Linked DNA regions of Homo sapiens: region 1 is linked to region 2. The links are chromatin loops, found by intact Hi-C in ENCODE. Cell type or tissue: CD4-positive, alpha-beta T cell. All regions are shown on one strand. Links, peaks and the distances in the headings refer to the core of each region. The heading gives the core; the rest is flanking DNA. Region 1 overlaps SLC16A10 (solute carrier family 16 member 10). Region 2 overlaps CDK19 (cyclin dependent kinase 19).

Evidence for each region. A loop is a pair of places that touch in the nucleus more often than their neighbours do. Peaks named below come from ENCODE experiments on the same cell type or tissue, not always from the same donor. Only the 100,000 strongest peaks of a DNase experiment are listed, where the experiment ranks them.
Region 1: it touches region 2 in a loop (23-fold over the local background); 6 of 110 quality-filtered maps call a loop at or near these places.

Annotation. Positions count from the first base shown.
Region 1 is chr6:111,208,697-111,213,092 of GRCh38, reverse strand. All of the region lies in intron 4 of SLC16A10 (solute carrier family 16 member 10), which reads right to left. Among named protein-coding and RNA genes, the nearest start is that of SLC60A2-DT, 48 kb to the left of the region's middle. In CD4-positive, alpha-beta T cell, for the core only: CTCF peaks have their summits at 2,415 and 2,617 (motif pointing right); a DNase peak (open chromatin) is centred at 2,612.
Region 2 is chr6:110,680,457-110,684,852 of GRCh38, reverse strand. The region is part of intron 2 of CDK19 (cyclin dependent kinase 19); the gene reads left to right. Among named protein-coding and RNA genes, the nearest start is that of CDK19, 130 kb to the left of the region's middle. In CD4-positive, alpha-beta T cell, for the core only: CTCF peaks have their summits at 2,159 and 2,359 (motif pointing left); a DNase peak (open chromatin) is centred at 2,312.

The DNA.
Region 1 (4,396 bases), core at 187-4,186, 530 kb before region 2:
GTTTTAACTTTCAAACCTTTGAAATATTCTCACCCTTCCAAAACACTTATATATTACATTAAAAACACAAATCTGTAGTAATTTAATGGTGACTAGAAACACAGGCCTATAAGATTAAGAAAATAGTAAAAAGATACCACGACACACGTAGCTTCTCCTGTCCCAATAAAGTATATATTCTGGGAACTTTTGCAAAGCTTTTCTTTAACCATTATTATTCTACGTAATGCACTTCAGTCATCTCTTCTGGCAGGAGCAGTAGACTTGACTCAGCATTTTTTTTTATTTTTTTATTTTTTTGAGACAAAGTCTTACTCTGCCACCCAGACTGGTATGCAGTGGCATGATCACAGCTCACTGCAGCCTCAACCTCCCCAGCTCAAGCAATCTTCCCATCTCAATCTCCCAAGTAGCTGGGACTACAGGTGTAGGCCACCATGTCCAGCTAACTTTTTAATTTTTTGTAGAGATGAGGTCTCACTATGTTGCCCAGGCTGGTCTTGCATTCCTGGGGTCAAGGGATCCTTCTGCCTTGGCCTCCCAAAGCGCTGGGATTATAGGCATAAGCTACTGCAACCAACCACTCAATATTTAGAATTATTAGGTTGAAAACACCTGGGACCCAGGACCTTGATGGAAGTTTAAATTCAGAACTCTTAAGCAAAAATGTGAGATAAATTCATAAATTCTTTGTTACCTATAAGCAAAGACTCTAATTCAGGATTAGACCCTAGTCTCCTTTCTTGAGACCTATTCCAAATCAGGATCTGCTTTCAGTATTTAATAAGATATTAAAACATAACAGATGCAAGGATTTATTAATCATCCAGTCTGGGCTAGGCACTTTACATAACCTGCCACCAAGAATCCTCACCACAGCCCTCTGCTGATTCTCAAGTTGGTGGTAGAACTGGGGTGAACTGGCTTCTCACTCCAGAGCCTGTGCTCTTGGGCTCGGCAGCCTCCTAGACTAGGGATTACCATGATCTGAAACTAGACCATGCGGGAGGGCTATGAAGTGTGTCTGTGTCACCAGTGTTCTAGGCCTGGCTGCTACTCAGAACTGGCTTCCAGGGGACAAAGAGGGAAGAGTTGTCACAGCCCCAAGAAGTTGAAAGATGAAAGCAGGGAGCAGGTATGTCTGAGAAAACACACCACCAATGAATGGAAAGAAGGTAAGCCCAGGAGCATTCCAAGCCTTAAAGGATGGGCCAAAAGGCAGAGAGCCAGGGATGGAGAAAAAGGAAGGAACAAACAGGCAGAGCTGGAGTCAACTGCAGCAGAGAAGAGCCAAGAATCAAAAACCACACTGTGTGTTTGGGATGTTGGGGCAAGGAAGCCATGAAAAAGGAGAGAGAGGAGGTAGTGAATAAGGGAACGAGTCCAGCATCCTGCATGGGTTAGGCCTGTGTTGCGTCCTGTGCCGCTGTGTTCACAAGGTGGAGTCCGTGAGTGGCTCCTCGCAACCACAGGACACACTGAAGGGCTTTCTTTCTCCTTCTCAGGCTTGTTTGAAATGCAGCTGTCACACCTGTGACTCAGCATGTGCTACTGGGTGCCACAAACGATGCTCTACATTTGGATGCAAAAATTAGATAAGGCCTAACAGAAGCCAGATTGTGGCTAAACTTTCATCTAAAGTGAAATATTTGACCCCCAATACTAACTTTTAACTTACTGCTGTGTAACTGCAGACCAACATGGGACAAGTTAGGAAAGGCTATATTTTCTTTTGTAAATTACTGGAAACAGTCAGGTATTAAAATGTGCTCCAAAAATGTTGCAGATAATCTGTCTGCCCTATCTAGGGTAGGAGGACGTTCAAACATTGTTTTGGAATAAAATGCTGATATATAAAATATATCATGACTTTATCTATTACAGCACCATAGTCCATCATCTCTCACCTGGACCCTGAATTGATCTCCTAACAGGTCTTCCTCCCCTCTTGCACTCTTGTTTCCCTCCCTGTAATCCATCCTCCAAACACAGAACAACCACAGTGACTTTAAAAACAAAATCAGACCTACGTCCTCCAACAAAGGTCCACTACTTTTTTTTTTTTTTTTTGAGACGGAGTCTCACTCTGTCACCCAGGCTGGAGTGCAGTAGTGCGATCTCGGCTCACTGCAACCTCTGCCTCCCAGATTCAAGCGACTCTCCTGCCTCAGCCTCCCCAGTAGCTGGGACTACAGACGCGTGCCACCAAGCCTGGCTAATTTTTTGTAATTATAGTAGAGATGGGGTTTCACTGTGTTTCGATCTCCTGACCTCGTGATCCGCCAGCCTTGGCCTCTCAAAGTGCTGGGGTTACAGGCGTGAACCACTGCGCCCGGCCAAAATCCACTACTCTTAAAGCAAAGTCTCTTCATCCTGGCTTTCAAGGCTCTGTCTAATCTGACCCACTCTAACTTTCCAGTCCCTTCCCATGCCACTTTCCCCATCTTCTTGGGTTTCCACACACATTCGGCTTCTTCCTGCCTCAGGCTTGCTTTAGGAACTCAGGGACCATGTCTGTCTTGTTTGCATCACCCTAACAGCATCTGAGCTGGTGCTTGGGGCACAGGAGGCACTCAATTTTTGAATGTATGAAAGCTGAAAGTCTGTAGTGCAATAAATGTCCATTAGAGGGCTCCCTTGACACTAGAGAACAAAACTAAATGTTAGATGAGGATGTCCACAGTGAAGTACTGACAAAGTGATCATGATACAATAAATACATTTTTAAAAGCAGCACATTACCAACTCTCTTCACTTCCTTCTAGCTGTGTGACCAGACTGTCCTGTGACTGCCTGGACCTCTATACACACAGACACCCACAGTGAGGTAGCCTCTCAGTTCCTCAGTGTTCACATCTCTAAGTGGAAATAACAATGGTACCTCCTCTCTTAAAGGGCTGGGGCAAGGATCAATGAGATAATGCATGTAGAGCCCTTAGTTCATTGTCTGGCACATGAAAGTCCTCAATAAATGGTTGACTGTTATTACTTCAAGTCAATTAATGGAAGTTAACTTTATCTGTAATGCCTTTTCCAATCATTTTCCTGTGTCCAAATTTCACCTCTTTTTCAAGGCCCTGCTCAAATACTGCCTCTCATGTATAATATAATTAGACAGGCTTAATCCTCAAAACCTAAGACCCCCCCTTGTGGCTTGCCTTTACCTTCCTTCCACAGCCAAGCATTTGGACAAAGTTGTCTATATTTCCATTTGTTCAAATGATCATGATCAATTTTCTGCACCTGTAGAAACCATTCTCTGTAAGCTCACTCATAGCCTCCCTATTCTAAATTCAATGAAAACCTTTCAGCCTCTTTGTCACTAGCTACTGACACTGCTGACCACTCCTGCCCCTAGAAACACTCTCATCCCTGTTTTCCCCCTGCCTATCTGGCCACTCCCTTTCCATCTCCTTAGTCCTCCACTTACTTCATGCAGCCCATGAATGCCAAACCCACAGGCTTCCTAACCCACAGGCCTCTTAACCCACAGGCCTCTTATCCAGACTCTTCCATGAGCTCTAAACACTACTTGGCTTTCCTACAGGCATCACAAACAACATGGCAAAAACAAACTCATCACTGGGGCAAGGGCAGGTAGGTTGGGTGAAAATTTTTTTTTAATTTAAAAAACCCCAATTCATCATCATACTTAGATCTACTGCATATTGATCTTGATAAGATGGCAAAATCATCTACTCCATTACCTGAGCCACAAATCTCAGATCCAGCCTAAGTGGCTTCATCAAATTCTCATTCTCTATGTCCCTAGCTTATTCCATTTGATCTCAGTATCTCTGCCTTGGTTCTTCCTGCCTAGATGCCTAGACTACTTTAATATAGTTTCCAACTAGTCCCTGGACCTCTACTCTTTTTCTCTAAATTTTAGAGACATGGTGTCACTCTGTCACCTAGGCTGGAGTACAGTGGCATGACCATACTCCCCTGTAATCTCAAAGTCCTAGGCTCAAAGTCCTCCCACCTCAGCCTCCTGCATAGCTAAGACTATAGGCATGTGCCACCGTGCCTGGCTAACTTAAAACAATTTTTTTTTTTTGGTAGAGATGAGGTCTCACTATGGTTCCAGGATTGTCTCGAACTGGCCTCAAGTGATCCTCCTGCTTCAGCCTCCTAAAGTGTTGATATTATGGGCATGAGCTGCCATGCCTGGCCTTTTTAAAAATAGCTTTATTGAGATATAATTCATATTCTATGAAATTCACCCACTTAAAGTGCACAATTCAGTGAGTTTCATCACTATCTAATTTTATAACATTTTCATTACCCCACAAAGAAACACAGTAGCAGTTACTCCCCATTCCCTCCTTTCCCTAGCCCCTACAACCACAAATCTACCTTCTTTCTCTATGGAAAGAGACAGAGATTCCTATTCTGG
Region 2 (4,396 bases), core at 130-4,129:
ATAAGGTTTTCAGCCTGCCTTGATGATTGGGAAATGTTGGCATCATTGCAGGTATAGTAAACACACTAGGAGGTAAAGTTGGGCAAGTGATACTCAGTTTTGGATCTGTGGATTTTGAGTTACAGTGGGATATTCTCTTGGTTGTATTGTATGATGCATCTTGGGAAATTGATGTCAGTTTAGGAGTGACATTAGGGCTAGAGATTGAGATTTGGGATTCTCCATAGAAGGAGCAGCTAAAGCTCAGGTCCATGGGTAAGATGTTAAGAAAAACTGTGGAATGGAGAAGGACAAGAAAACTAGGGACAGAATTTGGAGAATAAGTCGATACTTTTTTCTTTTAAGCCAGAATCTAAATAAGGAATTTTAGGTTAGTTTCACCCACGTCCCCCACCCCTTATTCCCCACCCCCCACCCCACCATTCTATTTCAAGGAGAGAAAAGGATAAATAAGAAGGACATAAACATTTGTTAGTAGTTGATTATCGAAATCCCAAGGGACTGAAAGACTGCCTAGGGTCTTATAGCAATGCAAAATCAACAACAACAACAAAAATAAATAAAGAAGACTACATAGAGTCAAATGCAAATTTCATTTTGTTTAACTGTCAAGGTAGGAAGGTTTTTGACAAGGAGGGTTGCAAGCAAAAGTTTACTTAATGAATCAGTAAATGAGTTAGAATACCCCTCAGAATTCCAGGTAATTAAGATTTTACTTTGTAAACTCTTTGTTTTAGTTTGTATCTGTTTCATTTTTCATATTTAAATTGTGTATATTCAGAGTGCCCTTGATTTATAAGAAGTATATCCAATTTTCTCATGGGATATGTTAATAAAAGATTAAGGCTGGGCATGGTGGCTCATGCCTGTATTCTCGGCACTTTGGGAGGCTGAGGCAGGTGGATCACCTGAGGTCAGGAATTTGAGACTAGCCTGGCCAAGGTGAAACCCCATCTCCACTAAAAAAAAAAAAAATACAAAAAATGAGCTAGACATGGTGGCATGTGTCTGTGATCCCAGCTACTCGGGAGGCTGAGGCAGGAGAATCACTTCAACCCGGGAAGTGGAGGTTGCAGTGAGCTGAGATCACGCCACTGTACTCCAGCCTGGCAACAGAGTGAGACTCTGTCTCCAAAAAAAAAAAAAAAAAAGATTAAATACTTATACTAAAAAAGAATAGGTATGCTCTCATAGTCAAGGAGATGTGAATTTCTTATTTATCGCAAAGCTTACTTGGTTTCAGATATCTCTCTTAGACCAAGTACATGCAGAATTTAAAAGTCAGAGAGAAAATGAAACCAGATTGTTGAAAAATGGGAAAGGAAATAACTTTCATATAGCCATTTTATTATTATAGAAACTACTAAGTGGGTGTTTCATGGACTTTGGCAAGGAAATGCTGTGGCATTTTCCAACTCAGCCTCACTCTCTAAGTATCTCTGATGTCAAAGCTAACCGGAGTGGTTAGCATTGAAATTTTCACTTAAGTACAACAATGACAACAGCCACTGTTTATCAAGAACAATGCCAGGCATTCTACCTGGATTATCCGATTTACTCTTCATAACATTCTTGCAAATAGTGGTGGTTAAAAATGATAATAAAAGCTATAATTTGTCAAATGCTTAATTCGTTCCAAGCATCGTGCTATGTACTTTTTTTTTTTTTTTTTTTTTTTGGAGACAGTCTTGCTCTGTTGCCCAGGCTGGAGTGCAGTGGCACCATCTTGACTCACTGCAACCTCCGCCTCCTGGGTTCAAGTGATTCTCCTGCCTCAGCCTCCCGAGTAGCTGGGACTACAGGCGCCCACCACCATGCCTGGCTAATTTTTGTATTTTTAGTAGAGATTGGGTTTCACCATATTGGCCAGGCTGGTCTCGAACTCCTGACCTCAGGTGATCCACCTGCCTTGGCCTCCCAGAGTGCCAGGATTAGAGGTGTGAGCCACCGTGCCTGGCCCACTGTGCTGTGTATTTAATCTATTTATATTAATTTATTCTTTGTGGAAACTGTTTATGTTTGTAAGTAGACATCTTATTCTTCTATGAGATTCAGAAGAGTTAAGCAACTTGCCTTATGTCTTAACTGCTGCTAGTAAGACAGGATTCAAACTCAGCCTCTGATTCTAAAACCTATATTTTTTGCATTTTACTTACTGCCTCACTGTCATTTCAACTGGGTGGCAAAGGGGAACATTGACCTCCCTGGAGCTTATGACTGGTAACCAGGAAGTGTCACTGAAGTAAAATGAAGCAGAAGATTTAGGGCCACCTTGAACCAGAGCTGTGTTAGTCTGTACAGACCCCTTTTCAGAGTATGAGTGCCACCTGCTGGAAGGTTATGATGAATCTCATGTGTTTATAAAGAGCAGCTTCCAAAAGGCCTGTCGTAGGTGTGAAAGTGTCAACTTTCAAATACTAATTCTTAATTTACAGTTTTAGGAGTATTGGAACATTTTGGAATTAGGCAAATCTCCTATTTGCCATAAAACACCCTACTTCATTTACCTTCAGTTCTTTGGGAAGGGGAAAGAGGTGTTAAGACATTTTAAAAAATGATACTCAGTGCTTTCTAAAATAAAGTCGGTGATACTGTTCTCACTGAGGGGAAAGATTGATGGTCAAATGAATCACACTGTTACTTAAAAGAGATCAAAAAAGAATAGAAAATTGGATTTACTTTGAGATAAGTGAGTAATTGAAGTATAAGAGGATCTTTCCATTCAGAATGCCCTTGAAAAAGGAGTCAGGGACCCATGAGGGCATCATAGACTTGGAGAACAGAAAGTGAAAAGGGAAGAAAGATGTATACATAAAAATACGAATGGATTCTGGAATTTTTAGTCTAGTACAGACTCTCTAAATTGAGTCAGGATCTAGAGAAAGTTTAGAATTCTAACTGTAGATTATTTTACATTTAGGACAGTGAAAAGTGGACACTTTAAAAATAGCTACTTACATGCTTTGAAAGGAGCTCAGATAAAATATTGGCATGTTCATTGAACATTCTTCATTAGGCTCCAGTGGGATCATGTTACTATGCTGTGAGTATCTGGCATGGAAGATGTTATCATATAATATGAGACACAGGAAAATAATGGTCTACTTAATTGCTGTTTAAGTATGATTACACGTATTTGTAGTTGTATGATGTCATGTTGAACAAACATTTGTTAGACAAGAGATTAAAGTCCGTTGGTAAAATCTGATTTTGCCAAGAGATGGGGAAAGTACAAGTATGGCCATCTCCTTTCACTGTGTCCCTTCTCAGATAACCATGTAAAAAGAAGCTGAGATAGTATGATAGTGTCTTATTTTGGTAGGTGGATTTCTGGAAAGTTCTGTCTTCTGGTGTGTGTATGTATTTGTTTTTAAATTATAAGAGTAATGCTCATTGAAGAAAACTTGTAAAATAGAAAAAATAGAAATATAAATTATGCATAATCTCACACCCAGAAATAACTATTGTTAATGTTTTGGCATATTTCTGTTTGTTTTTTGTTTTTTTGAGACAGAGTCTCACTCTGGTGCCCAGGCTGAAGTGCAGTGGTGCGATCTTGGCTCACTGCAACCTCTGTCTCCCGGGTTCAAGCGATTGTCCTGCCTTAGTCTCTCGAGTAGCTGGGACTACAGGCATGCGGTACCACGCTCGGCTGATTTTTGTATTTTTAGTAGAGACGGGGTTTCATCGTGTTGGCCAGGCCAGTCGTGAACTCCTGATCTCAAGACATCAAGTGATCTGCCTGCTTCGGCCTCCCAGACTGCTGGCATTACAGGTGTGAGCCACCACGCCCAGCCCATTTTCTGTTATTTATATCTCTTTATATTTTATTTTATTTTATTTATTTATTTATTTTGAGACAGAGTCTCACTCTGTTGCCCAGGCTGGAGTGCAGTGGGACGATCTCTGCTCACTGCAACTTCTGCTTCCCAGGTTCAAGTGATTCTCCTGCCTCAGCCTCCTGAGTAGCTGGGATTACAGGCATATACCACCACACGTGGCTAATTTTTGTATTTTTAGTAGGGACGGGGTTTTGCCATGTTGTCCAGGCTGGCCTCGAACTCCTGGCTTCAAGTGATCTGTCCACCTCGGCCTCCCAAAGTGCTGGGATAACAGGTGTGAGCCACTGCACCCAGCCTGTGGTCCTTTTACATTATATCACAACGTTATAGTCTTTCCTCGAGTAATTAAAATATTTTAGTATATATATTTGAGGCTACAATATGTGGCTATTTACCATAATTTACTTATCAGTTTTCTTATTATTGAACATTTAGGTTGTTTACTGTTGTTGTTCATTTGTTTCTTTCAGTAAACAACAGTAGGAAAGTTAACTTCTTTGTTTTTTTCAGTAAACAGAGGTAGTGAATACACTCTTGTGTGATGTTTATCTAGA